2 separate regions of the Homo sapiens genome follow, and region 1 is linked to region 2. Evidence: chromatin loops called from intact Hi-C (ENCODE). Cell type or tissue: heart right ventricle. All regions are shown on one strand. Each heading gives the region's core, and the rest is flanking DNA. Links, peaks and the distances in the headings are about the cores only. Region 1 overlaps PNISR (PNN interacting serine and arginine rich protein). Region 2 overlaps CCNC (cyclin C).

Region 1 (15,139 bases), core at 1-8,000, 140 kb before region 2:
GAAAAAGTACACCTATTTACAGATTAAAAAAAAAAAAGATTCTGGTTTCACCTACACAGCCACAATGTGCCTCTATAATGAGACAAGCCCTTAAAACTCATGGAATTTTTTTAAAGAACATCATGGCATTCTTGCCACATCATTCCTCAGCGTTTACGACGGGGAGGGGTTGTTGATCTGAAAAAAAAGGGAAAAGACAAAATTTAAAAATAAAAATGTATTTTAAATTAAAAATCTGCAATTTTAAATAAATAATATTATATAGGATTTCTAACATTTAAGACTATGATTATTTATCAAGTACCAAACTGAGTTTATTAAAGAGAGAGAGAAAGGACACTTTCAACTTTGAATAAATTCAGTCAATTTTTTTTAAAAATCAGACAAAATACTTTAAAAAGTATACTACCTTGATCGGGACTTAGACTTGTGTTTGCGGCTTGCCTTCTTACCAGACCTTTGAGATTTCTCCACGGATCGCGATCGACTATGTTTAGGCTTCTTAGCCTTCTTTTCTTTGCTACTTCCTGGAGACTCAGAACTGCTCCTTCCACTAGAATCAGAGCCTGAATGTTTTTTACTATCTTTGGTAGTACTTTTCTTACTATCCTGTCTAGAATCATGTCTTATGATTTTAACAGATATAGAACCACTCCTAGAAAATGTTCTTTCACTTTCTCGTTTCCTTTTTAATCTATCATCCTGACTACTGAACTTAAAATCTTTTTCTTCCCTTTTTTGTTTCTCTTTTCTTTTATCCTGTTCACGTTCCCTTTCTTTGTCTTTCTTTTTCCTATCTTTATCTATACTTCGACTCCTCTCCTTTTTCCTCTCTTGTTCTTTAGCCTCACCTTTATGCTTATGACTGTTCCCACTAAGATTTCCACGTTGATCATCAATTTTACGCCTATCTCGACTCCTACTGCGACTGGCACGATTGGTTCGTCTATCCCTTGAGCGACTTCTACTTCTACGTCTCTCTCGGGAAGGACTCCGATTTCGTCGTCTTTCTCTTTCAATGCTATTTCTATTAGATCTCCTTCTATCTCTAATCTTTACCCTAGCCCTATTGCTCTCTATTTTAATTCTGCGAGAATAGCTTCTACTCCTGCTACGTCTAGCTTTGATTGTTGGAGATCTACTCCTACTGTGTCTCTTTTTCCTTTTAGGAGAAGAAGACCGAGAAGAAGTACGACTACTACCTGAGCTAGAACTGTATGAAGAGCTAGAGACAGTACTACTAGTACTACTAGTTCTGCTATTGCTACTGGAACTACCACTACTAGAACTTCCCGACCTACTCCTTCCTTGTTTTTCTTTTTCTTTATGCTCTTTTTTTGGTTCTAAAACTGATGTGGTTTCATTTGGAGTTCTCTTCTTTTCATTAACCACATCACCGTCTGCTTCTCTTGCTTCTAGTAGTGATAAACTATTTTGCTCTTTATGGATAAATTCATTCATCTCTTTTGTAACCCTTTCTGTTTGCTGCTTTTCTTCTGAAACAGAAAAAGACAAAAACACTAAGAAAATGTTCATGTAAAATTCTCATACTACCAAATGTCAAGCTACCAGACTGTAACAATAGAACACCATTTTCAATAGAATTACGATGCAAGCCATGTAAGTAATTCAAAATTTTTTAGTAACCACATTAAAAAAGTAAAAAGAAACAGGTAAAATAACCCAATATACCAAAAATATTATCATTTCAACACATAATAAATTTAAAAAAATTCTGTTCTCTTTTTCAAGTAAAGTTTTTGAAATCTAGCATGTAATTTATACCCACAGCACATGCCTAGCCACATTTCAAGTTCTCTATAGCTTGTAGTTAGTTACGTTACCCTCCTGGACAGTGTAGCAAAATACAGTATCAAGATGTAGAGGTGGGTGTGAGGCAAGTAGGAAAAGACTTCCCTTTTGTCCAACTAAAGCAAAATTTTAAAGGTAAGTAAGTGGTTTATAGAGAAGTCTTAGCTGCTAACTCTTAATTACCTTAGATTTTTCAAAGAAGAAATTCTAAGTAAATTTTCTCTTTTGTTATTCCTAGTATTAGGTAAAGTATCTTAAGTAAAAAACTTCTAGGTTCTCTATTATCCTTATATATCCTAGCTACAAATTACTTTTCAATAGTCTTACAAATATATTTTTCCCATTTCAAAAGTCATCTTTTTCATTTCAAGACTTTTAGCAAGAAATAAAAATACCCTAAATAGCTTGGCTTATAGCCACTGCAATAAATGGCTCCTAAAACAACCAAACAAAAATTGTGACTTTAGTTTCAGTTATATCACATATTATTTATAATATAGCCTTTATTTTATCCTTTGATATTTTTAGGTTAGTTAAAAAATAAAAAGAAATACAAAACTGGACCAAAATTAAGTCTAAAAGGTATACTACACCTTCCATCTGTTTATCATGTAATAGCTGCTGTTCTTTTTCTTTTCTCCAAAAAGCTTCCTGTTTTTGCCGGATTCGATGCCGTAATTCTTCATCATCAGTGTCAGATGACTCAGATCCTCTGTCACTCCTCTCATCTTCACTGTCTCCTGATCCATAACCACCCAGTCCACCTGTGTGCATAAAGCTCAGTCTATCATATGAAAAAAATTATACTATGCACTAAAAACTTTTCAAGGTCTGAGAAGAAAGTTCATTTCTTTTTTCATTGCCTTTTCCCAGAAGAATACGCTTATTCGGGGTGGGGAGAAGTATACATTCAAACGCTTAAGGAGTTCACAGAACCTTCAGGCAAAGGTTACTTAATATCTTATTCTTTCTGGACTATTTCATATTTTTCTCACTGTAAAGGAATGATAATGGGTTTGCTGTACTGTCCATACTAACCAACAAAACTACTTAACAGGGCAGTAACAAAGCCACGCTAAAGCTTAATGATGACCCTGAAAGTATTTCTAAAATTAACTTTTATTGTTCAAAGTTTAGAAATCCCTAGAGCTAAGCAATTTTTCCCTAAAAAAATTAGAATACTATAATCTCCCTGGTACAGAAATATTATGGTGCTGAAAATACTCCCCACCCTGAAATGATCTAAATAACCATAACAAAACCACATGGGCATTTGGTTCTACCCACTTCTCTGGGTCCTCACAAAAATTAATTTGAAATGAAGATGTGGAAAAGGCAAATTCAAGCTTTTACAGCCTTGATAATATACCATGCAAATAGTAAATTATGAACACATCACTACTATTTTACTATGATAAGATAAACCCTTTCCTCTATATTAAAACTTGACTTGCCGCAACACAATCTATGTAAGTTATTAAAAGCATTAGTGGATAGGTTCTTCCCTAAGGCATGTATGCAATAATTCTGAAAGTGAGCTTAGATACTATCATGGCTAAATTATGAATTATTAAGTACAAACTATAGGTGTTCATATATAATTATATATATATAAAATGCATATATTGGAGCAATAAGGAAATCTTCCAATATAACCTGCCCCAATAAACTATGAATTAACCATCACATTTATAAATTTCTCACTGTGAATGCGTTAGTCAAAAAAATAGGCAAACCTTTTTAGACAGGATGACATAACCCTAAGACCTAGGTTTTTATAAACTGAGTAGGACTAATACAGTTTCAAAATAGAACACGCAGAGAGACAATGTATGTGTGATTTTTCCCTTTAGGCCCTCTCACAAATATGGAAAACACTTACCGAGTCCAGTGAGGGAAGCCAGTGCACTGGACTGTGCCAGCTGTTTTGCAGGAGCTTTGTATCACATCAACAACAGGAACAACATGTTAACACAAATAGCCACGATTTCATAGTCATGAGTCTATGGTATTGTTAAATCTACTACTATTGCTGCTTTTTGGGGAGAGAAGAAACATTAAAAACATAACATTCATTTTAAACCAGTATCATGTCTGGCTTTGAAATTATAACTCTGATGTGAGCTGAAATTGGTTTATAATGAGAAAAAATGTTGACAGGTATATCTGTATGTCTACTTCTGAGATTATGACATGTAACTTAATTTTTGTTTTCAATACATTTTTAAGGTGTTACTAAAAATCTAGGGGTAGGAAATCACTTGCTTCTGTAAGAGATAAGTGGTAAACTAAAAATTGTAGGTAGATAATTCAAAATTCATTAGTCAAAATAAACTGTATCAGAAGTCACACAACAATGCCATGTTATCTATTAAAAAAAATCAGGTGAAATAAACTGAACACCTGGAATTTTCCACAATACATTTTAGAGGAAAACAGCATGATTGCTAATTTGTACTCATGTAGGTCAGATAAAACAAAAATATTTGTATAGCTTTAATATGGTGTCTACGAATCTAATCTTTAAGAGTTAAAACATGCAAGAGAATATTCAAATATCTGGTAGAAATCCAACAAGGACAACAAAAAAAGGCCAAAATAGTCATCAGAACCAAAATACCCCAGGAAAAGCAAAACCAGAAACACCAAAATATACCTTTCGTTGCTTTGCGGTGTGCATCTTTGGCTACGTAATAAATTTCTTCATCTGTGACATCCAGCAGAATTTCTGTTAGAAGCATTTTTGTCAGCAACATCTAAAAAAGAGCATTTTATACAGTATTTCTAATTATTATAGCTACTAATAGTGTGACATCTTCAAAAATATTAAAATGCAAAGCCATTTTTTTTTTCAGACAGTCTCACTCTGTTGCCCAGGCTGGATCATACTGGCGTGATATTGGCTCACTGCAACCCCTACCTCCTGGGTTCAAGTGATTCTCTTGCCTCAGTCTCCCAAGTGGCTGGAACTACAGGCGTGCACCACCACACCCAGCTAATTTTTGTATTTTCAGTAGAGATGGGGTTTCACCATGTTGGCCAGGCTTGTCTTAAACTCCTGATCTCAAGTGATCTGCCTGCCTTGGCCTCCCAAAGCACTGGGATTACAGGCGTGAGCCACCGTGCCCAGCCACAAAACCATTTTATAAAATATTTTTAGACATCAGAGCAGCCATTTCAAGGAATAAAGTATCTTGAACATTTTTCTGTAACATCAAAACTTCAACAAAATTCCAGGCTGGGTGCAGTGGCTCACACCTGTAATCCCAGCACTTTGGGAGGCCGAGGTGGGCGGATCACCTGAGGTCAGGTGTTCGACACCAGCCTGAACAACATGGCGAAACCTTGTCTCTACTGAAAAAATACAAAAATTAGCCAGGCATGGTGGTGGGCACCTGCAATCCCAACTACTCGGGAGGCAGAGGCAGGAGAACTGCTTGAACTCAGGAGGCAGAGGTTGCAGTGAGCCAAGATCCTGCCATTGCACTCCAGCCTGGGCAACAGAGCGAGACTCCATCTCCATAAATAAATAAATAAATATTCCGAAATCATACGGATCAAAGAAAAAAATATTATAAATGTATCTGTATAGTAGACACACTGAATTCAAAACACTTTTTTCTTTCTTTTTTTTCCGAGACAGGGTCTCACTCTGTCACCCAGGATGGAACGCAGTGGCACCACCTCGGCTCACTGCAACCTCTGCTTCCCAGGCTCAAACAATCCTCCCACCACAACTTCCTGAGTTGCTGGGACTGCAGGTGCACCTCACTATGCCCGGCTAATTTTTTGTAGAGACAAGGTCTCACTGCAGTGCCCAGGTTGGTCTTGAACTCCTGGACTCAAGCAATCCTCCTGCCTTGGTCCCCTGAAGTACTAGGATTACCCCAGCCTGAAATCAAAACATTTAAAAAAGTCCCTATTAATAAAGGTTTCTATAATTGTTTTAAGTTAAAAGGAGTATCTCTTCAATTAATAATACTGGTCAGCAGTTCTAGTTTCTGTTTTTTCCTCTAATATTGTCTCCAAAAAAAATTGCAAACGAAATAAATCCATGTACATAGTAAGAACTTTAACATTCTACCATTTGATACTCTTTCTCCTCTTCAGTCATCTCAGGGTCACTGTGCTCTTCTTGAGGAACTGGGGATGGACTTCTGGTGACTTTCCCACTACTTGCAGCCTCAACATTTTCAGTGTCTTCTTCTTCCTCATCACTATCCTATAAAAAACAATAGTATGGTAGTCCAAATTCATGTGTATAATGTAAAATCCTTATCTTACATACAGAAAATCTTAAACCCCAAATTAAAAAGTCTATGAAACAGAAATATGAGTGAAACTGCTATCTAAATTACATTTACTACAGATTTCATTTGATAATTTAAAAAGTATAACCTGGGAAAAATGTAAGATTACAAGAAGGCTTAGGAAAATAAATTGTTTTTTCAATTTTACTTTTCCCTTAGTCAATTTTAACCTTATTTTATAAATACCCAGAAAAACATAATGCCCAGAGACTGATTTAATTACTATCTATTACATATAATGGGCCTGAAATGAGACACTTATAGAACTTTGGATAAATGGACCATAGACATATTATTCAGTATAACTTTTACAGCTATATATTTAAGCTATTTACCTAAAGTTGCACGACTTAAAATGAAAAATCTCTAATCAGATTTTTCAGGGCCAAGATCTCAGCTGGCCCTGAAACTCAGTAAAACATGCTTCTTTTTAGCTCATAATAAAAAGATAAAAATGAGGTCTACTTCAGATTAAACAAATGCCAGCAGTTTGTCTCCTGTCTTTGTATGGTTTTAGGTTTCAGGATCCAGATTGCATGTGACCCTTTCCTTTGTCAGAGAAGTGTCCCCTAGTCACTTTTAATAATCCCACTAAGTAAAAGACAAGATGACCACCTAAATACTACTGTGGAAAGACTACCTGAACCAGGGGAAAAATATATGTAACACAATCCCACAGGCATTTGGGAGAAAAGAGGAAGGAAAATTTCCAAACAATTTTTGATGCTTAAAAAAAATTTGGAACACCACTATTTCATGTAAAGATTTTTTTTTAAAAAAAGACTGGACAGAGTGGCTAATGTCTGTAATCCCAGCACTTTGGGGGGCCGAGGTGGGAGAATCATTTGAAGCCAGGAGTTCAAGACCAGCCTGGGCAACACGGTGAAACCCCGTCTCTACGAAAAATACAAAAATTAGGTGGGAGTCGTGGTGTGCGCCTGTAGCCCTAGCTACTTGGAAGGCTGAGGTGAGAGGATTGCTTGAGTCCAGGAGTTCAAGGCTACGCTGAGCTATGATTGTGCAACTGCACTCCAGCCTGGGCAACAGAGTGAGACCCTGATCCCCCAACTGCCTAAAAAGACAAAAAAAAAAAAAAAGAGTAACCTTTAGCAGTGTCTTTCTGTTGCTTCTTATTTTTGTTATTTAACATCTAGAATAAAAACACAGATTTTGCATAGATCTTTTGGGAAAAATAAAAGTAATTTATGGAATTGAAGCAAAACTAATACCTGCCAAAATCTAGTTATTTTGCTCTTCTTGAGACTTATTTCTAAAGCAGAAAATGGCCGTGCAAGACAGACAAATTTCCTGAGTTGCATACTGGCCAGTGCTGTGGCTATCATACCTGCTGAATAAAAAAGTTCCTAAACCACTCAAGCCATCTAACTGAGGAAGATTTGAAGACTTAAAATGTTGTTATACTTCCAGTGCTCACGTCAAAAACAATCAAAATTATTACATCCTCAGGTATATGTTTAAATGTTCAAAAGAGGGAGATTTTATTTCTCTATTACTATTTTAATGTAGCTTTGTTTTATAATCTATCACCAGGGAGTCATCTGTACCACAATGAATGAATACAGATTGTTTATCAAGATCTAGCCAGCTCTCTGGAATGAAGTGTTTATAAACTTGTTGTCCCATTTTCTCCTTACTGTATCTTCAGTAACACATATATAAAATCAGAATCCTCAATATACTTAATGAACGTAATCTTAGGAACATCACTCTAATACTTTCCTATAGGCTAAAATATCTATTTCAGTAAAGTTTTCACACAACCAAGATTTTCACATGGAGTTTCATGTTGGGGATTCTACTTACAAATTTACTTCTCTGAGGTAAACGAGGGCCATCCCCTCCTTCAGCATCTTCTGTGGCCTTTTTTTCTTTTTTGGACAATTGTGAACGTTGTTGTTCCATTCTTTCTTTCTCCAATTTCTTCTGCTTTTCACGTTCCATTTTTTCAAGACCTTCGCGAATCCAAGCGGGAAGAGTCCTGCGTTTTACTGCGTCTGTTTCACGTGGGAAAAATATACGCAAGTCAGTTAAGTAAAATATTTCTACAAACTTGTGAGTAAATTTAAAAAATATCCCATTAAATATCATGCCTTTCTTCAATGCCATCACTTTTAGTAACAGCAGGGACCACTGCTCTAGTGCTTACAATCTGCCAGGACACAATGAAAGCATGTTAAACCATCATCTAATTTAATCCTTACAAAAGCCCTCAGAGATCACTACTATTACTCCACTTTTTTCCACAGGTGAGGAAACTGAGACTCGAAAAAATTAAGTGATTTGCTAGTAAGTTAAAAAAGGAGTAAAGTTAGAATCTTCCTAAAATGTAAAAAGTAAAGATTTATTAACAAATGCTCCTGTCCATTAAATACTGAACAATTTAGAACTTTCCAGATATAAAGTGGCATAAATATGTATTTGTCACTTGAAATAGGCTGGCTCTATAATGTTATTTAAAAAATTGAAATTTTCTGCCAAAATACTTAAGGGAAGTGAAATAACCAGAGGAAAATTAATCTGACAGCAGTGCATCAGATGAACTAAGAGTGGACAGAGATTGAACAATTAGATTTAAAAGGAGAAGGGCTCATATATCTGTATAATGTACTGAAATGCCTACACTGAAGAAAATACCAACATGCTATGGCTAGCATAAATTTTCACTTCATCACAAAATCTGGAATTTAATGTAAAGGTTTAAATAAAATTATTTAAACCTTTTAATTTCAGACCAGTATCATTTTTGTAATTTTAAGCTTTATGACCATAAAAAATAAAGTGTCAATTCCTAACACATCAGAGATACTCAAACAATTTTAAGAAAACAAGACATCCTTTTTATATGATAAAAAAGTCATGCCAATTGTGGTCCACTAAACTAAGTTAAATAGCTACCAATTTGTGGAGGCTCCTGCTTCACAGGAAGTGCAATAGGTGAACGCTGACGATCCCTGAATGATGATGGCCTTTCTCTTCGATTCTGGGGAGGTGCTGGAGGTCCTGGAGGTCCTGGTTGCCAATAAGGAGGATGAAATCCACCTTGCGGTGGACCAAAAGCAGCCCCATGCTGAAAGAGTATTGCAGTTTATTTTTTCTTCAAATTAATACAATATACTCTCTGGGACACACGTGTGTTATGAACTGGGACAGTAGAAATCCATGTGTGCAGCACATCCAAGAATTCCATGGCTCTAATATCCACCGATACTTCTATGGTCCCAAGAACCTAGGCTTACTTGTCTTAAGATTTTCCGGCTATGTAAATGCAAAGAGGCTTCTAAAAGCCAGCTGATAAGCTACTTTCAAGAAGTATATGAAATTTTTCATTCTGAATCCATTTACAAGCTAATCCTACCAACACTAAGACATCAAATAGATACTAATTTCTCTTTAACTAGACATTTTTGTCAATTTCAACATCCTACTTACAGTGAACAAAAAGTGAACTAAACAACTTAAGCTGTTTCTATAATCTTGCAGATATATTCATTTATAAGCAAAGATAGAAGTTAATGAATCATTAAATATTTTCTGCAATTTTGCTATTTTCAGAGGCTTTTCTAGGCCAGCTGCCAATACAGCTCTTTGTCTTGTTTACATGGGATCTACCATGCAAAAGTAGGGTAAGCAGATGCTCCCTGCCATTATATTTCTTCAAACAACATAAAAACTGTTGTATCTGTATACCAAGTATACAAGTATCTGAATATTTATTAATGAGAGGATTACCATCTCAAGGTGAATACTAGATGTCCATTATCAAATCTACCCTAGAATTCATGAAATAATTCTTTCAAAATTTTAAATTATGATAGCAGTTTATAAGTTAATAATTGCAATCAGTTATTTCAAAATGACACCTAGCACTATAATTTAAGGGTAGACCCTGGCAGAGGGAATGAAGTAAATAAAGCCCAACATACAACACTATTCCCCACAGAGTTCTATGTCCCTAGGAATGAATTGGATGCTACAGAGGAAATTATATACAATTCCATTAACATGTCATGTCAGAATGGAAAAAAAATGACACTAGAAAAACAGTCATAATTCTACATAGCACAAGGAATTACACTTAGGAAAATGATCTATATTTTTTATTCATGTCTTAACCATGAGCTATATTCAATTACTGTGCATTCTCTAGTCTTTAACATTTAAATATACCATTTTGAAATATAAATTAGAAAATAAAACATCATATAGCTATTGCACTTATACATTTTTAATTTTTTCAAAAGTTTTCCGTAATGATCTTTTATACCATTTTCCTAATGAAATAAAAAAATCAGAAAACAAATTCTAATTATTTTAATACTCAAAAATTGATAACTGAGACAGAATGTGCTTATTTATACAAGTCTGAAAAGTGAAACACGTATCTTAGGTATTCTTGATGAGACACTTCCAAAGAATGGATTACGTGCACATCTACAATATTAAAGCAACAAAATATCTTTCACCTGATAGTCAAACTGGTTCACTGGCCCCACTGCAAAATTATCGGGTGGTCCACCAAAGTTGTGATTGTTCTGGTTAAATATATGCCTGTTGTCAGGGGCAAATTCCCCACTGTCCTGACTGTTGCTGTCTTCAGAAGGAGGAACAATGTCCATTGGGCCTGGTGTTGGTGGCATCCATGGCTGATCTGGAGGGGGGTGTGGGGGTTGCTGATGCATTCCCCATTCTATTTAAGATTTAGGCATAAAAACATTCAACAGGCGGTTATAACAAAATCAACACAGAATTTTAAGATCTCAAGAAAGATTTTTCAGTAAACATACAGATTTAAAAAACAACTTATGACTTCTTGGTCAAATTCCTTTTGTTTATCTTAAAAATAAGCAATGAACTAAACTGTCATATATAATTCAAAATGAGCTAACTCCACTCTAATTCATATCCTAACCAAATGCCCAAAGTTATTTTTAACAAATGTAACAAAATCCAAAGCACTATTTTTGTTGAATTTTTATATTTGTTTAGTAACAACACCACAAAAATAATACCTTGAGGTTTTATATAATTTCTTTCTTACACGAACACATTTATCCTCACAACATCCCTGTGAGGTAGGGAGAAATTAGGTATTATTTTTGCCAATTTCGGGAGGGAAAATCGAGGCACACAGAGGTAAATCACTTGCCCAGGGTCACAAAGTAGAGTAAAACTAAGGGGTAGGGATGCCCGCGGGAGTCATTTAAGAACTTAAACTTAGGAACTAAAACATTTTCAAATGTGGGGAAATTTCACTTTCAAGAAAGCTAGAAATGAACCACCTCACAGTATCAAAGACTAGAATATTTATGTTTTTAAAAGTAATCTGAATTCTCGTTTTTTTTGTTTGTTTGTTTTAAATGAGGGACTCATTCTGTCACCCAGGCTGGAGTGCAGTGGCGTGATCACAGCTCATTGCAGTCTCAATCCCCTAGGCTCAAGCAATCCTCCCACCTCAGCCTCCCAAGTAGCTGGGACTACAGGCATGCGCCTCTATGCCTGACTAAGTTTTAAGGTTTTTTTTTTTTTTTTTTTTGTAGAGACAGGGCCTTGCTATGTTGCCCAGGCTGGTCTCGACTGAGGTCTCCATTCTTATAAGGAGAAACAAAAAGTATTAATAGGGAAAGGAGGTTATGACTTCACCATCAGCATACCCAAATGAGAGGCTGATTCCTCCATAGTTTCAAGTGACTATTAAAAAGGAATAACACAAGCCATGGAAGACTGAATTAGCATCAAGAAATCTACATCATACTGTGAAATAAAACAAACAAAAAAGTAAAACACACAAAAACTTATGAAAGATCTTCACTATCTGAAAAAAAAAAAGGGAAGAAAAAGGTAGGCGGATGGTAGGGGCAGAGTATATTTGACAGACTAATTTGTCACACAGTGACACAATTTTTCTTTAATTAGAGGCTAGACATGTTTTACTCTGCCAGTGCTGCTTCTGAAAAGGCCAGAGGTTGCAATAGAGAGACAAAGAATGCTCTCTTCCCTAGATGCCAAGTGAGGTTTCCAGAGTGTTCCCAGCCCCTGTCAGCCTAGGAATGAAGAACCAAGAAAAGAATCAAACTGAGTGCCACAAAGCTAGCAGAATGAGTACAGAATAATTTTAACCACAAAATGTCAAAGTCAAATCAAATTGAAAACTGCCTATTCTTTAAGAAGCATTAATTTCCAGAAGTCATACAACTAAGCAAATTAAAAAATTTAATAATAATCTTCATTCTGTTTTTTAAAAGTCTTAAAATTGTGAAAACATAAACAACAAACCTGGTTGCCACATTCTGTTGAAGTTTGAATCCCCTTGGAAATTCCCATGATTGTTTGGACCAGATTCCATTGTAGACATATCTTGTCCATTTGGCATCATTCCTGGTGGTTGTTCTACCATGCTTTGCTGTCCTGAAGCTTCTCTTTGGGCAATCCAAGCTTGGGCCAATGCAGCCCAATCAATCTGGCCTAACGTAAATTAACACTGACTTCAGCATTCAGAATGTAGGAGTTAAAAGAATAGTGCCTCTATGTAAAATAAGCAGCTCAACTATTCCTTAGATCTTAAATATTTCAGACAGAGAGGGTATGAGGGAAATTAGAAAAATTTTTTTTGAATGAGATCTTAAATATTAAAGCATACTGTGTCTGAAAGGGTACTTAGCAAATAACCCATATTCAGGCTAAAAAATAATATAAACTACTTACACTTTCAGGAAAGAACTCCACAAAAAACACTCTTAACCCATTTCTAATATTAATTCATATAAAATTTATCCCCTGCATCTTAGTTTACTGAATTTTTAAATGTCATCACCTTTACAAAAAAAAAATCACCACAAAAATAATCAAACGCTATCATTTCTTCCTTCAACATGTCCTATTTATCTTTCCAGGCCTGCATTCGAGCCTATAGGCCTTTGATGAGAGCAGCTACCTAACTCTGTTTTTCCTTATGGTTGCCCTTCTTTAAATAAGGCTCCCTTCTCTAGCCAAAACATGACTAGTGTAGTCTGGCTACAACTTCTTAGCCAGTCTTTACTCAAAATTCATTTCCCCACTATCTTGAAGACTCTCTTCCCAAGATACATTTTTTTAATTTCTAAATTTTTACGTATCTATCCATCCATCCATCCATCCATCCATCCATCCATCCATCCATCCATTCATCCATGATCCATCCATCCATCCATGTAGAGTCTGGGTTATGAGCCTGGCTAATTTTTGCATTTTTGGTAGCGATGGGGTTTCATCATGTTGCCCCGGCTGGCCTCAAACTCCTGAGCTCAAGCGATTTGCCCACCTCAGCTTCCCAAAGTGCTAGAACTACAGGCATGAACCACCGCACCTGGCCTCTCTTCCCAAGCATCTACATTTAACATTTCAAGATCTTTTTAATAATTTTTATTTTGCAAGTCCACCCAAAAATGCATTAAGATCTAATATTAATAAAGTAAACAAAGTAGAATAAGATATGTTTTTCTGCATCTTACTTTAATGAAGATTAAATAGGTATTCTCAGTTTGAAACACTGGCATAACCCCTATGGGGTTACACATGGCAATGTGCACCTGAAATTACCGTGACTTAACAAACCTAGCTCTTTTAATAAGAAAATAATTGGACAAGTGAATAACAATATGTACACAAGATTATGCTAATTGTTTCAAAAAGTGAAAAACTTTAAATAACAAAACACCCAAAAGTGGCTTTGTTAAATTATGGTACAATCCTACAATAGAATGATACATGGCTATTAAAAAAAGAAATAGCATCAGATCAATCCAGTGAGGGCAGAGCAACGTAAGTGGTCTTACGGATGAAACAAAATTGGCCACTAGTTAACAATTGTTAAAGCTAAATAATAAACAAGGGCTCCCTATACTCTTCTACCTTTGTATGTGTGCCTGAAATAGTCCACAGCAAAAAGAAATTTTAAAATGATATAGCACACCATCCAGTTCAATATAATATACAACTTTAAGAGTCAGAATTCACAGAAGTGTTCTCCATAAGCAACATATTTTAGGCTTTTCTCTTTCTTTAGAAAAACAAGGACTAAATCAGTTTAAAAAATGTAAAATCTTCAAAAAGCTTTCTACATTTTGAGAGTCTTCCAAAGGGAAGTCCATTTCCTGCTATATATGCTATGGCAAGGCTATTTATGAGAAGATTAAATTCTGACCATAAAATGATCCAGTACACCAATCTCAATTCCATATCCCTTAATCCCATCATGTGTCTTCTACCCATTTCCACATATCCAACCCCGCCCTTTCAAATTCAATTTGTTTCCTTACTTGGATCCTGTTGGTGCTGGAATGACTGCATCCATTGTTGCTGGTTCAAGGGCCACTGCTGCCAAGGCTGTCCTCCTTGATCCCACATCCCTTCTTTTAAAATATACTTGATTTTCTATCTTCAATAAATTAAACATAGTTTAAAAATTATAGTGAGTTATTTAATCTTAAAACCTCACATCAGAAATTATTATATGATGATACATTTATTTCATCAGAGGTCTAAAATTCTTGTCAATAGCTTGCCAGAGGCAACTAGAATTTTTAGGGTACCAAACGAGGTAGAAAATTTTATGTTAATGCTGGTCTCAGAATTTGGTGGCAAGCATAACACAATGAATTTAGCTCAAAAAAGACTTTAAAAAAAACTCTATTTTTTGTACAATATAAATTTCTGGATATGTAATTATTTTGAAGATTGTAGGAAAAAAGTGATTTCATTTCTCCCCAATCAAGATTCCTTTAAGATAGTAACCAAATAGCTTCAGCAGATGAAGAAAAATTTTTCCTTATAAATAATTACAGCTAAAAAAATGAAGAATGTAGAACAGAATTAGAAAACTATCATATTGCCAAAAGTAATAAAATATTAATTCAGGAAACCTTACAAGAAAAGTTGATGAGAAATCAGAAATTCAAAGGTTGCCAAAATATCACCCCTACAGATTATTAGGTGTCTACTATGCTCCCAGAATCACTAAG
Region 2 (15,872 bases), core at 6,537-14,536:
GTGTGCTAATGCACTGGTGGCAAAATAAACCTGTTTTCTCTTGTCTGTGCCTCTTTAGACCCATGTAGTGTATTTTTAGACTCACTCATGCAGTCATTCTTGTAGTACCTATAAGGACAATGTCAGAAATATATATATTTCTGTCAGTGTGTGTGTGTGTATATATACACATATATGTGTGTGTATATATACACATATATACATATGTATACATATACATATACATATATACACACACACATATATGAAGGCAAGGAGAGAACTTTCTAGGGTGATGGAAATGTTCTGTATCTTGACTGAGGTCAAGATATATATATATACACACACACACACATACACATATATAAGAGCCATAATCTCAGGGAGAAGGAAAGTTGTAGACAATGAACCAACATTGAAGTACTGGGCCCATCAAGGAACAGGATTGTGGGTAAATACATCAGGCTTTTAGTCGGAATCCTGAAAAGGCTATGCCCTAGAAGTAGAGTTGAACCAGAAATTCACAACCCCCACAAGAACTCAAAACAAGCTTTGAATCAATTAAATCCCTGAATGAATTAAGGTGATCTTCCTAATATCTTAAGGGCCTACCAGAAGTAAATCCTCTCTAGAGAAAGATACCATTATCTAGCTAGAACAGAGGTTGGCAATAATCAATCTTTTAGTCTTGTGGCCAATTAGGTTTCTGTTGCAACTGCTCAACTCTGCTGTTGCAGCACAAAAGCAGCCACAGACAATATATAATGTGACTATTCCAGTAACTCTACTTATGGCCACTTAGGTTTGAATTTTATGTTTCATGTGTTGCCAAATATTATTCTTCATTTGATTATTTTTCAATCATTTAAACATACAGCAAACATTCTTAAAGCCAGACAAAAACAGGTAGCAGGTCAGATTTGGTCCATGGGGCATAATTTGTAGATCCCTGAGCTACAGCCACAAATTTTCCTTACAATTTTTCACATACAATTTCACCTTACAATTTTCACATACAATTTCAGGTATTCTATCAAAAATTAATAGGCACGGCAGTCAATAGGACCTTATGATTGAGAAATAATGGAAAAACAAGACAAGAGAAACAAATCCACAGAAGATCTACAGATTGGAGTTTTCAGACACAGACTTTAAAATAACTGTGATTAATATATTCAGTAACTTAGATAACAAAATTACAGTAACTGAAATTAAACACCCAATAGAAGGTAGATAGGTTTAATGGCCAATTAGACACACCTGATGACAGGATTAGTGAAAATGGAAAAATCAGAGGTACATGTATTAACATGGATGACTCTTACAATGTTGAGGGAAAAAAGCAAATTACAGAAACATATACTGTATAGTTTTTGTTTGTTTGTTTGTTTTTTAAGACAAGCTTTTTCACTGTTACCCAGGCTGAAATGCAGTGGCAAGATCACAGCTCATTGCAACCTATACCTCCTGGGCTGAAGCAATCCTCCCACCTCAGCCTCCAGAATAGCTGGGACTACAGGCACGCACCACCACACCTGGATAGTTTTTTCACTTTCTGTAGAGACAGGGTCTCGCTATGTTGCCCAGGTTAGTCTCGAACTCCTAGCCTCAACTGATCCTACTGCTTCTGCCTCCCAAAGCACTGGAATTACAGGCATGAGACACCATGCCTGGCCAGTATAGTTTTTAAACATACAAAATATATTATTATTTAGGCATATGGACATATATAGTGTAAGTATAAATAAATTATAAAAATATCTACTTCTGAATGGTTTCTAATGGGGGAAGGGAGACGAACACAATAGGCTTTAACAGTATTGTTGACAATTTTATTTAATATGTTTGGTAGGTAAGCACTTATTTTTACCTTTTGTATGCATGGGACAGGGACTGTTGTCCCCACTTGGCTACACTTGAACAAGACTATATACCTTTGGATTCCTGGTACCCTTTTTTTTTTTTTTTTAAGAAAAAAACTTGATAATGTATTCTATTTACCCAAATAAACAAAGGGTTAATAAATTAGAATAATGTATCTTCTATATTAGATCGAACTTAGAAAGACAATTTTAGTTGTCATTCTGATACAAAGATTTAACAAATTTTATGTGTGTATATACATATATATATATATATATATATATATATATATATATATATATATATATATATGGTTTTTTTTTTTTTTTTTTTTTTTGAGACGGAGTCTCACTCTGCTGCCCAGGCTGAAGTGCAGTGGCATGATCTTGGCTCACTGCAAGCTCCACCTCCTGGGTTGACACCAGTCTCCTGCCTCAGCCTCCCGAGTAGCTGGGATTACAGGCACCCGCCACCATGCCTAGATAATTTTTTTTGTATTTTTAGTAGAGACAGGGTTTCACCGTGTTAGCCAGGATAGTCACGATCTCCTGACCTTGTGATCTACCCACCTCAGCCTCCCAAAGTGCTGGGATTACAGGCGTGAGCCACCACACCCAGCCTTTTTTTTTTTTTTTTTTTTTTTTGAGATAGGGTCTCGCTCTTTCTCCCAGGGTGGAGTGCAGTGGTGCTATCTCCGCTCACTGCAACCTCTGCTTCTGGACAAATTATACTTTTTAAACTGCACTGACTTATACAACAGTCTTTTTTTTTTTTTTTTTAAGACAGGGTCTCACTCTGTCTCCTGGCTGGAGTGCAGTGGCATGATCACAGCTCACTGCAGCTTGACTTCCTGGGAAGCTCACCTGAGTAGCTAGGACAACAGGCACATACCACCACAGCCAGCTAATTTTTCTATTTTTTGTAGAAGTGGGGTTTCACCATGTTTCCCAGGCTGGTCTCAAACTCCTGGGTTCAAGTAATCACCCTGCCTTGGCCTCCCAAAGTGTTGGGACTACAGGCGTGAGCCACAGCACCTGGCCTTATGCCAACAAAACTCTTATGAGTAAAACCATTATTAAGGTCTGTAGTATCAGAGACCTCAAAATGTGAATATACAGCATATGATTTACTACATCATTTAATAAATGTCTGTTTATTTCAGTAATGGGAGAATATCACTTTTACTTTGATAATATAAGGGTAGATCAAAAGTTTCAGATATGTATGAGAAAAGCCAGATTATATTTTTAAATGCTATATGTACTCTACATCTCTTTCATAATGGAATAGGAGAAAGATGTCCTGAAAAAACTGGCAACAGTGGATAGCCTCAGAGTTCTAAATTAATCAAAATATCTCAGGTTTCTTTCATTCACATAATCTTTCTTCTGTGCTTATGATCTCAGTGGGGTTTCTTGGATTCTGAGATAATGTGCCCCTTTGCTATCTAGAATGTGTATGCCATAGAAATACTGGATAGAGGTAGGATCAGCAGCTAATCTATGAGAAATTTTGTATGATTAGACACAAAAAATTGAATGCTTATCCTACCGTCCAGTAAAAAATATTTTTCGGTGTCCCCAAAAATAGCAATTTATTAATGGAAAAATATAATTTTATCACTACCACTTTTTAATGCTACAAGTTTCTCCAGGAGCAAAGGATAAGAAGAAAAAGAGAAATTTTAATAAGTTATTATTATTATTATTTTTGAGACAGTCTCGCTCTCTTGCCCAGGCTGGAGTGCAGTGGCTCCATCTCAGCTCACTGCAACCTCCGCCTCCCGGGTTCAAACAGTTCTCCTGCCTCAGCCTCCCAAGTAGCTGGGAATACAGGTGCACACTGCCACAACTGGTTAATTTTTTTTTTTTTTTTGAGGTGAAGTTTCATTCTTGTTGCCCAGGCTGGAGTGCAATGGCGCGATCTCAGCTCACCACAACCTCCGCCTCCCGGGTTCAAGCAGTTCTCCTGACTCAGCCTCCTGAGTAGCTGGGATTACAGGCACCTGCCACCACGCCTGGCTAATTTTGTATTTTTAGTAGAGATGGGGTTTCTCCATGTTGGCCAGGCTGGTCTCAAACTCCTGACCTCAGGTGATCTGCCCACCTCGGCCTCCCAAAGTGCTGGGATTACAGGTGTGAGCCACCGCGCCTGGCCACACCTGGCTAATTTTTTGTATTTTAGTAGAGATAGGGTTTCACTGTGTTGCCCAGGCTGTTCTCGAACTCCTGAGCTCAGGCAGTCCGCCCGCCTCGGCCTCCCAAAGTGCTGGGATTATAGGCGTGAGCCACCACACCCGGCCAATAAGGTATTATAATGGCAGAATGTGGTTGAAGTGAATCCAAATAAGGATAATAATAGTTCCTACTTCACAGTAAAGTTTTGAAGATTAAATCAGATAACATGTCAAATATTTAATACTTTGCTGCTATTCTTACTGTGTGAATATGTACAATATGATACCTGTTTGTAGGCAGCTGATATTTTGTGTTACTGTTTGCATTAATTTAACATTAATGGGTAAAGATGGCAGGTGAAAACTCCTAAACATCTGGGGGCCGAAATGGCAGTGGACTCCTTACTGAAAACAAGGAGATAAAGTGAAACTCTGCATACTGAACAATGAGCTAGCTTCTTGCCTTATTTCGTCTCTGAGAACTGACAGCTCAGCTCCTACTACCTGAGATAGATTTCTCTCCAGAAAAACTGACCCATCCTGAAGAAAAACCTTTAAAAAACAATGCTGGGGGTGTGAGGCTGAGGAAAATGTTTTGCTGTTCCCTTACCTATAATGAAGCTCACCACTGAAAAGTCCTACCCATGTACACAGAGATGTTCCAGATAGCTTTCTCTGTGTCTCTCAAATATGAAGGATCCTGAGATAATTACGGCCAAGCTTCTAACTTGAAAGACTATGACCAAACCAAACAGCAAAAAGGAACTTAAAGGAAATACAGGTTTAATAGCCCTTATCTGAAACAGCTGGGACCAGAAGTGTCTCAAATTTTGAAATATCTGCCTATATATAATGAGATAGCTTGGGGATGGGACCCAAGTCTAAACAAAATTCATTTATATTTCATGTACACTTAATACAAATAGCCTGGAGTTAATTTTATACAGTATTTTGAAATAATTGTGTGCATGAAACAAAGTTTTGACCCATCTCATAAAATCAGATAGGGAATTTTCTACTTGTGGCATCATGTTGGCACTCAAGTTTCGGATTTTGGAGCATTTTGGATTTTAGATTTTCAGATTATGGATGCTCAACCTGTAGTGTTAATGCAGGGAACAAAGAAAATTTTAAAACAACCAAAAAACCTAAGTTAATATCCTTAGAATTTTGAGAAGCCATTGCACTCTCCAGAACAAGGTACTACTTAAAAGACTTGGATTACCAGCTAAGTACAGTGGCTTATGCCTGTAATCCCAGGGCTTTGGGAGGTCGAGGTAGGAGGATCACTTGAGGCCAGGAGTTTGAGACCAGCCTGGAAAACACAGTGAGACCTCTATTTCCACAAAAAATTTAAAAATTAGCTGTGCACCCATAGTCCTAGCTATTCAGGACACTGAAGTGGAGGATTGCTTGAACTCAGGAGTTCAAGGTTACAGTGTGCTGTGATCGTGCCACTGCACTACAACCTGGGTGAGAGAGGGAGACCTTATCTATCGTGAAAGAAAAAGACTTGGATTCCCCATATCTCTTAAATGCAAGAGAAAACAAAGGGAAGTCCCAATATGATCAATTCTGTTATGACAACTGTGTTATTTGGACAGTAGTCAGTCCTGACTGAGGGCCGTAGAACTCGAAGAAGTCTCCCTGTGATTTGGAGAATAAAAAATGACAAACGATTCTGATGATCAATTAATAGAAGATACAAATGAAGTTGAACAAATTACAACCAAGGCAATTACTACTTCCAGAGATACAAAAATATTATAAAAGAAAGAAAATGTAATCATGGTATGCTATAGAAGACAATATTATCTATGTACATTTATATATTCGATATGAATTTAAAAAAATTATACAATTAAGTGATGATAGGAGTAGAAGTCCCAGTGTAAGATCAGGTTGGGGAAGGAGAATAGGGGGAGAAGTATGAAAAGCAAAATCCTCATCTTCCATAGCAGAGAGTTAGATAATATTTATAATTAAAAAGAAAAAATGAGGGGATTGTAAGCAGAGGAGGCAATATGCTAATATATTTGGAGATTAGATGCCCAGGTTTTAAAAAATGCTTTATTTATTTTTTAATAAACAGATACAGAGTCTCGCTTTGTTGCCCAGGCTGGTCTCGAATGCCTGGCCTCAATCCTCTTGCCTCAGCCTCCCAAAGTGCTGGGATTATAGGCGTGAGCCACCACGTCTGATCAAATGCCCAGATACTAAGAATTAGAATCTAATCCAAGCTCTGTCACTTAGTTAATCTGTGACTGGGTAAATTACTTAATATTTCTGCTCCAGAGTTTCATCATTTTTAAAATGATCATTCTAAGAATTTACTTCATAAATGCAGAGAGCTTAGAACATAATTGGCACATTTTTAATAAGTGTTCAAATAAATGTTATAATTAAAACCTTGTCACTTGGAAATGAAGTAAACAGCAGAGAAGTGACTAAAAGTTGAAAGTGGCTGCCTCTGGAGAATGGGAATGAGAGGTAGGGAGAACAGGACAGGGGTCTAACATTTTCTCTATAATGTCTTACAGCAACACTGTCCAATAGAATTTTTTTTTTTTTTTTTTGAGACAGAGTCTCATTCCATTATCCAGGCTGCCCAGGCTAGAGTGCAGTGGCATGATCTCAGCTCACCACAGCCTCTGCCTCCCAGGTTCAAGCAATTCTCCTGCCTCAGCCTCCTGAGTAGCTGGGATTACAGGCACCTGCCACCAAGCCTGGCTAATTTTTTTTATTTTTTAGTAGAGATGGGGGTTCACCATGTTGGCCAGGCTGATCTTGAACTCCTGACCTGAGGTGATCCACCTGCCTCGGCCTCCCAAAGTGCTGGGATTGCAGGCGTGAGCCACTGCACCTGGCCCAATATAATTTTAATGCAAACCATTACATGATTTTAAATCTTACACTTAAAAAATTTAAAAAGAAAGTGAAATTAATTTTAATGTTTTATTTAATCCTATGTATCCAAAATATTTAAAATATGTAATCATTATAAACAAATTAGAGATTTTATATTATTTTGTTTTGTACTATTTGAAACCCAACATATATTTTTACATTTACAGCACATCTCAATTCACACTAGCCACGTTTTAAGTGTTCAATAACCACATGTGGCTAGTAGCTATCATACTGGACAACTATGGTAATATTGGATTTTTAAAAACAATACATATCATCAATGGCTGCTATTAAATCATAGAGAAACCCAGCCACTTTATGTCTCCTGATTAAAGACCACTACTTAATTTGTACAGTGGTCTACTAAAAAAAAAAAAAAGACAGAAAAAAAGGAAGCAAGCAAACAAGCAAGCCTGAATCTGATCAAGCCTGTAGATTCAATTACCAATTTACAGAAAATATAGAGGAGAAAATAACACATTAAATGGCATGTCAAGGATGCAATCAGCAAAATCCAGATGGTGAGAGACTCTTAGTAGACAAGCAAACCAAAAACAGGAATTTTAAAAATGTGACTGGGAAGGAATTCATGAATTTAAAAAGACATGGCTGGGTGCAGTGGCGCACGCCCGTAATCTCAGCACTTTGGGAGCCTGAAGTGGACAGATCACTTAGGTCAGGAGTTCCTGACCAGCCTGGCTAACATGGCGAAGCCCTGTCTCTAATAAAAATACAAAAAATTAGCCAGGCGTGGTGGCATGCACCTGTAGACACAGCTACTCTGGAGGCTGAGGCTGGAGAATCACTCGAACCCAGGAGGCAGAGGTTGCAGTGAACAAGATTGCGCCACTGCACTCCTGCCTGGGCGACAGAGTGAGACTCCATCTAAAAAAAAAAAAAGAAAATAAAATAATAACAAGACAAAAGACTTGTCAATAAATTGTAATATGTGATCCTTATTTAGATCCTGACTAGAACTCTAACAATTTTTATACTTGTGAAATAACTGAAAATCTGATATTATTTTTACTAATTCTTTTTGAGGCACAATAATACTTTTAGTTTTTTTAAAGAGCTATTATTTCTTAGGAATATATGCTGAAATATTTATGGATAAAATTATATGATATCTAGGATTTGCTTCAAAATAAGATGGGGGATGGCAACTTACGGAAAGTGGGTGGGAGTTTAGATGAAATGAAATTGGCCATAAATTGATAACTACTGAAGCTAGATGATAGGTACATGGAGGTTCCTTACTTTACTCCTGTATATGTTGTTTTAAATCTTCCACAATAAGAGACTGAAAACAAAACTATGAGGCATGGTATTAATTTTAAAAATAAACACTTAAAGACTATAGGTCTTACCTAAGCCCAACATTAATTCCTTCAGACCTGAGGAGAGCTTTTTTTCTTATTAAGCCCAGGAAACCTATATATGTCATCAGTCTGACTTTACACAGTCTCGCTTTCCAGCTCATTTGATACGCTCCATCAGAAATAAATTTTCTATTTAAAATCTGTTTGTAATGATTTGAAATTACCCCCTTGACAACCTATAAAAGGCTTTAACACTTAACTAAAGGAAGAAGAATTCTCAAAAAACAACATCAGGCAAATTCAAAAAGATAAATTCAAGACACTAGTCGATACAGCTGGAGAAGTTACTTTTATTCTTGCAGTTTTATACTAGGAAGTCAACATTTAATAAGCCATCATCCACAATTGATTAAAAATGTTTAATCCTTAAATTGTGCATCAATATCCTATGACTCCAAATTTTATTTATCACTCTCCTTCAAGTCTGAAGAAAATGATTAATTTGCTAAGTTCCACAGACAGTACAGTCCCACTGACATAACATTTAGTATGATGTCCTACTCTCATATTAGAATTAAGGACAGCCAGTATCAAACTGGCCTGAAACCTGATTGTGTTCCTGGTTCAGAATACCTGTAGTAAATCTGTAAATCCACACCAAGACACAACATTAAACTAGGGTGTGTATATCTTATAAAAACCTTTTCACAGTAAAAATCAACATTAAAATTTTACCAAATTCCAACATTATGGTTTTTGAATCCAATTAAGCTTTCAAAATGCCTGATTAGCTGTGAATTAATTATAAATAACTTCATGTAGTTTGCCCAGCATTTCAAAATGGTTATGGACTATCATGTTTAAAATGTCAAAGTATGCTATACATATTGCACTTTTCTGCTAGGCTGGGCTAGTATCTTCCATGGCAAGATCCTCAAACTACTGAATAAAATACACTTTTAAATCAATATAGGTACTTGATTAATTTCCCTGAAATTATCAACATCATTACCAAAATCTTCCAGGATTTTGTAAGATTTGATTCCTTAAATACAGTTTTAAAGTTAAACTTATGGAGGGAAAAAAACCCTCATAGATTGACTGTAAATTTTACGTCCTTTTTTGGTCCCTCAATGACCAAAGAGAATTTTAAACAAATTATGCTTCATGTTTCCTGGCTTAATAAAAAGCTACAATTTTTATTATCCAAATTAAGAAATATTATACTAATCAAAAGCTATTAATTTTGAAATGTCTATGTATGTCTGTCTGTAGGTCCCCTTAGAACCTTTCCAAACATTTATAATCAAGAGATTTTAATCAATTATGTACTAGAATCATATTAAAGAAAAACTTATTTTGCAAAAATAAAATCACTTTCCAATATGCTTGACAGAAACAAGCTATTCATTTTCATTTGTGTTCCACTGAAGACATTACTGAAATCTGTCCAATGGTTTATTTCCAAGTGGTCCACTATGGAATTCTTCGGAATGTTTTAAGATTGGCTGTAGCTAGAGTTCTGACTTCCATTTGGACCCTGCTCTCCTTCACTGTTCAAATGGGGAAGAAAGAGATTTTATACCAATTAAAAGATCCATTTTTACACCCTGATAAGCCTACTGACTTTTAAATTCATTATTCTGTGGCACAACTATACAAAACAAAGACATTCCTCATTATAAGACACGTGAAAAATTAAAATCCAGAAGACTAACAAACATTGGTTTTATGTTTTTATTCTTATATAACTTTGTGCCCTCACATATAACAAGCATTCTGGAAGTTAGTGTCCATATATACTCAAAAACTTTAAATTAGGGTATGGGATTTCATTGTTATTACAGGTATCACTCAACATAGAGATTACAGCTTCTTCTAAACAAATTTCCTATAAAATTAAATCTTACATATAAAATCCTATTCCTACTATTTATGAAAAACAAGAAGTGTTCTTCAAAAAAAAAAAAAAACCAAAACTGTTGTCCAAAGGCATAATAAAATCATATATAAATACAGCAAACCTTTATAAGTCAGCAAGAAATATGGTAATTTCCTGGAAAATGCTGAATACTTAAAATAAAAATGCTGAATACTTAAAAATAACTAAAACTGAAAATACCAGTAACTTTGGCAATAGGATTATTGCCTTATCTTGTCCACCATCATCTTGCAGCTTCAGGCCCTGCCACTAGTGGAGAATCACTCAGGGAATTTCTGCAAAAAATGCATCCAAAGGTAGCTGTTTGAATGACTGCCTTAAACAGCTCCTTGAATAAAGTATTAACTTTTTCCAAATTGTAACATTAACTTATGAGTAGCAATCCATAAATCTATCTTGTTATATAACAATCATTTTTCTAAAGAAACAATTAAGATGGATGGCATTTCTTTATTTCCCTTCTGACTTTTTCTCCCTGCCCCAAATGAACTGATACACAGTGAGGGCTGAGAACCACTGAACTAAATGAACACATCTTACTTAAAACACACACATACACCCCAATAACAACAAAAAAAACCCTCTTAGCACAGGTGATTCATTTTTAGCAAAAATATATTCTTATGTGCCATGGACCTTAGGGTCACTTAAAAACCAAAATTCTTTATCTTTACAATATCAGATCATTCATTGAAATTTTTGAAAATTGCTACTGAAATTTATAAAACAGGACAATAGCCAGCAGTGAAAAAAAAAAAAAAAAAAGATGGCACAGAATCAAACTGACATGAAACTACTATAGTTCTGAATTCTGCCCTGAATTTCAGATGAACTTACCTAATTCTGTCAGCTTTAAATTTATGGTATATGACCATATGTTGAGAGATACCTGTAATATACCTCCACTGCATTAGGAAAAGTTACTAATCAGATTAGTGATTTTTTTAAATGAGACATTCTCAATCAAATCACAAATTTAAAAAATAAAATTAACATGGATCATGAAGTTTTGGAAGAAATGTTTTAAAAACTACAAAACAACATAATCTAAGAAAAATATAGTAAGTATGATATATGATTAAATGACATCAATAATTAAAGTCTACAAAGTACCTGTTTGGAGGTGGTTTTGGTTTTGGCATCTTACTAAGAATGGTTGCCATCTCTTTTCTCTCATCGAAATTCTTCCACTGCTCATATAGTTTTAAAATAACCCTGATTATTTCCAAAATCTAGAAGAAAATATTTGAAAAGTTCTCAGTGGCAAAAACAAGCAACATTTTTTATATAAAGAGCATACATCACTACACAACCCTCAGAAAACAGTAAATAGTCTCTGTCCTTAAATCCTGATAAATTTGAAAGCAGTATTTTTCACCACAGTGCTGTTTAGGATTTTCCTTCTAGCATCTCATTTTTCAGCATGTGTGCATTGTCCATTCTTATCTATCTCTGCAGCTGATTTCCTTCCATCTGATGGTATCTTTTAAACTGAAACATACTAAGAATAAAGGTTCTAATCATGAGGGAATATACCACTATAGAGCACACTCCTCTAGTATAAATTATTTTAAACAACTTAATCGGGGGTAGTGCACAAAAGATGTTTTGATTCTCTGTTACTACACATACATTAAGGTGCTCAAAAACTGGCAGCTACAAATTTGAAACAACTAGTTAACAAATTAGCTATTTTTTTCCCACCTGAGTAGAACCTAACCTTAGGATTAATTTTAATGCATTTAACACTTGAGCAGAAAAGCTAGAAACACAGCAAAAGCCATTCTGCCAGGAGATAGGCTATGTTACAGAAGTTCACAGTAGTATTCAGTGGTTACCAGGGAGCTTTTAAAATAATCCTGGGAATGAGAGGCTACTTTGCAACCAATTAAACCAAAAGTTTACCATTCTGTTTAATCCTAAACTGAAAAGAGATACATAACTTAAATAATCAGCATTAACTCTTCCTACCAAACTTTTTTTTTTTTTAAACGGAGTCTCGCTCTGTTGCCCAGGCTCGCGTGCAGTGGCACGATCTTGGCTCACTGCAACCTCTGCCTCCCAGGTTCAAGCAATTCTGTCTCAGCCTCCCGAGTAGCTGGGAGTACAGGTGCATGCCACCACACCCAGCTAATTTTTGTATTTTCAGTAGAGACGGGGTTTCACCATATTGGTCAGGCTGGTCTTGAACTCCTGACCTCAGGTGATCCGCCCACCTAGGCCTCCCAAAGTGCTGGGATTACAGACACAAACCACCATGCCCAGCCCATGTTTCTTAATATTTTGTAACCAATAATCTTCTTAGCCTGGTGGACATCACAAGATTTTAGGCTCATGATAAGTAAATATGACATTAATTTTTAAACATCCAAGTTTACATACAACTAAGGGAATACCTTTTCCATATCCACAGAAAGCTCAGCAAACCATTGCCTGGCATCTTTCTGCTGTACAACACAGGCTACATGTAGGCAAGCTGAAATGAAAATGAGAGACAACTGTCCATGTTTAACTGCAAACACAGAATATATGATCTAACAAAGATTTTTCACTATTTCCTGTGTATTTTCCAACACTCTTTAAAAAACATTAAACAGCTACATATGAGAGTTACCACTGACCATCTCATCAATGTAATCCGAGACAGAAAAAATTACTAGATTACATCAAGTTCTTGACATCTGGTCCTCACTGCGTGCTAGTCATGGTGCAGTTGCCTTGAGAGTCAGGCACGTTAAAGAGGAAAAACATCCAATGAGGAGAGCAGAAAAGGGAAGTTATCCCTGAGTAGTGTACAAAGTAGCCGTTAAACTGCACCCAGAAGTCAGTGTGACAAAACAAAACAAACAAAAATGTTAATTAATATACTAGGTTTTAACAATGTTGACTGTGTTTCCACATTTCAGTTAAAAGCAGTGTTGCCTGGCCTTTTTTCTTCCTTTTCATTATTAGCACATGATCAAGTTATGTGAAAGCTGGGCACATCCTTACAGAATTCAGTGTTGTAATCAAATAAAGGTTAGAAAATAAATGTAATATACTGTATACAATATTAGTTATATATGTTATATACAATATAAACTAACAAAAGAGAGGAATCTACATCATAATTTTGCCTAAAACAATTTCTACTGAGCAGCCTGTATACCCTTAACCCACTCCAGCTTAAGTTATACTCCGTGGTCTGGTTATCCATGTCTTTGCTAAGGATGACATTCTAGGCAAATAGCAACTCAAATGTGAACTGACACACTGGTTGCCCTAAGTCAAGCAAAGCTATGAGTAGGGCTTAGGTCAAGAAGAGGTTAAAAAAAACCAAATGACTGACATGATAAAAACAGGAAATTAAAATACAGTGGACAATGCTATTAACATGGGCATGCATAGAGTACACTGAAGATTGAGGAAGCATCCTAAACCCAGACTGAGGTGATGCTGAAAGGGTGGGGGAGGGTCACTGAAGAGCTGATATCTAAGCCAAGTCTTACAAAAAAAAAAAATGAGAGTGGGAGAAGAGAATAGTATGTATATCAATTGGGAGACGAATTTGGCTAGCTCCGGGTTTCTCAATCTTGGCACTACTGACATCTTAGGTTGAACAATTCTTTGACACTGTCTTGAATACTACAAGATGCTTGGCAGCATCCCTGGCTTCTACCCACTAGATGCTAGTAGCACCCTACCCTAGTTATGACAACTAAAACCAAACATTGCCAAATGTCCCCTCGGGGCAAAATTATCCCCAGGTGAAACCACTAGCCTAGCTCAACAGTTTGGAAGATAGACAGGCTCTCTGAGGATGGGAGTGCTGGAGGCTAATAAGCCAGTTAGGAGACTGCTGTGGTAACATGGATAGAAATGAGAAGATGACTATGAGATTACAGAAGGAACAATCGAGAGGAAGGCACAAAATGTACTGGTAAACAACTACATGTGGGTATTGAGGGAGATGAAAGGGCCTAACTGCTGGGTTTCCAACTAAGGTATATAACTAGTGCTATTCACCAAACTGGCAAAGACATTAAAAGGAGGAACATATTTTGGGGCAAAGTGATAAGCTCAATCCTCATCATGAGTCTGAGGTGCTGGTGGGATGCCAAGCGGAGCTATGTAAAAGGAAGATGGATATAAAGAACTGCCAAGTGGCAAGATCTTGGCTAAATAAAGAGATTTAAATGTTTCGGCATGTAAGTGATAGTAGAAGCCATGAATCTCAGTTAAAGTACCCAAGAAGAAGACAGCAGGGATGGCAAAGATGTGACACATGTTCTGTTATCCCTTCCTTCCTACCTATGCAGATCCCAGTATTCCTACCCACTGGGTAGGACACCACTCAAAATCCTTTCAAATCCAGTCCTTTCAGGGAACTGCCAGTAATACAGAAGTGTAAGTATAACCTATTTGTCAGCCCTGATGTAAGAAGGCCAAGAAACATCAACATTTAAGGAATAATTGAACAACTGAACAAAGACAAACCAATGGAAAATAAGAGGGGAAAATCAAGAGGATGGAGTTATAAAAATCAATAGAAGGGGCTGGGGTGCAGTGGCTCACGCCTGTAATCCCAGCACTCTGAGAGGCCAAGGAGGGTGGATCACCTGAGGTCAGGAGTTCAAGACCAGCCTGGCCAACATGGCGAAACCCTGTCTCTACTAAAAATACAAAAATTAGCCAGGTATGGTGGTGGACACCTATAATCCTCCTGTAGGCAGGAGAATCGCTTGAACCCAGGAGGCAGAGGTTGCAGTGAGCCAAGATCACACCACTGCACTCCAGCCTGGGAGACAGAGTGAGACTCCATCTCAAAAAAAAAAAAAAAAAAAAATCAATAGAAGGAAAAGGAACAAAAATTAACAAGTGCCCAATATATAACAGGCATTATTTGGTGCTCTACAACCTATCTCATTTAATTCTTCAAACGGCTCAGTGGAATTATTAGTATTCTCTCCATTTTACAATTAAGGAAACAAACACGGAAAGGTCAGATAATTTTCCCACAATTGTAAAGGAGGTAAAGTTTAAGCCTAGGACTATCTGACTCCACCCATTACAGCACTGCTTTCCACAGACTGTAGAATGAATGTACTTAACGTCTTCCTCCAGCCAAGCATTATGGACCACAGATGCTCCTTTACTCAACCTCTGAGTATTTGTTTGGGCTCAGGATATGAAAGCCCCAATTATTTTACATGCTACAACTAATATTAGCTGGCTTAATTCTGAACTTTTCCCTCTAAACAAACAAATATGTTCTATTCAGACACCGATTAAAACTATTTTGAATGGTTTCAAAAAAAAAAAAAAAAAACTTACCAAAAAGGGGGTGGGGGAATAATAATCCTGATTTATGACAGTTGCAGTTCATATTATTGAAAGCTCACATGCAAGGATTAGTCTATTACTTCATGGAACATAAAAACATAAAGTACAATAGGGTGAAATTTAGTTTAGGATGACCTAAATAAGTTTATAACAATTTAACTCATAAAGGCACACCATGCTTACATACCTAAAGCTATCATGAAAGGAGGATACAGTAGGCAAAGATCCGTTCTGTAGGTATCATTCACTATCCTCCTATAGAAATGTAAATCATATTATTACTGAAAGCAGAACTACCTCATCTGATTGTATATTTCCTCCAGAGAGGGCCAGATTTCCCATCTTTGCACACATTTAT

Evidence for each region. A loop is a pair of places that touch in the nucleus more often than their neighbours do. Peaks named below come from ENCODE experiments on the same cell type or tissue, not always from the same donor. Only the 100,000 strongest peaks of a DNase experiment are listed, where the experiment ranks them.
Region 1: it touches region 2 in a loop (3-fold over the local background); 4 of 110 quality-filtered maps call a loop at or near these places.

What each region holds. Positions count from the first base shown.
Region 1 is chr6:99,400,135-99,415,273 of GRCh38, forward strand. PNISR (PNN interacting serine and arginine rich protein) reads right to left here. Exons shown (of 12, transcript NM_032870.4): 3 at 14,438-14,556; 4 at 12,417-12,605; 5 at 10,607-10,830; 6 at 9,039-9,210; 7 at 7,947-8,137; 8 at 5,897-6,034; 9 at 4,469-4,568; 10 at 3,695-3,748; 11 at 2,406-2,576; 12 at 1-1,496. The coding sequence starts at 14,525. The coding sequence ends at 406. Among named protein-coding and RNA genes, the nearest start is that of COQ3, 14 kb to the left of the region's middle. RefSeq lists an enhancer at 1,861-3,060. In heart right ventricle, for the core only: no CTCF peak of the experiment used is centred there; no DNase peak of the experiment used is centred there.
Region 2 is chr6:99,533,807-99,549,678 of GRCh38, forward strand. It overlaps CCNC (cyclin C), which reads right to left. Exons shown (of 12, transcript NM_005190.4): 9 at 15,702-15,769; 10 at 12,589-12,668; 11 at 11,306-11,424; 12 at 8,581-9,803. The coding sequence ends at 9,749. It also overlaps the pseudogene TSTD3. Among named protein-coding and RNA genes, the nearest start is that of USP45, 26 kb to the left of the region's middle. In heart right ventricle, for the core only: no CTCF peak of the experiment used is centred there; no DNase peak of the experiment used is centred there.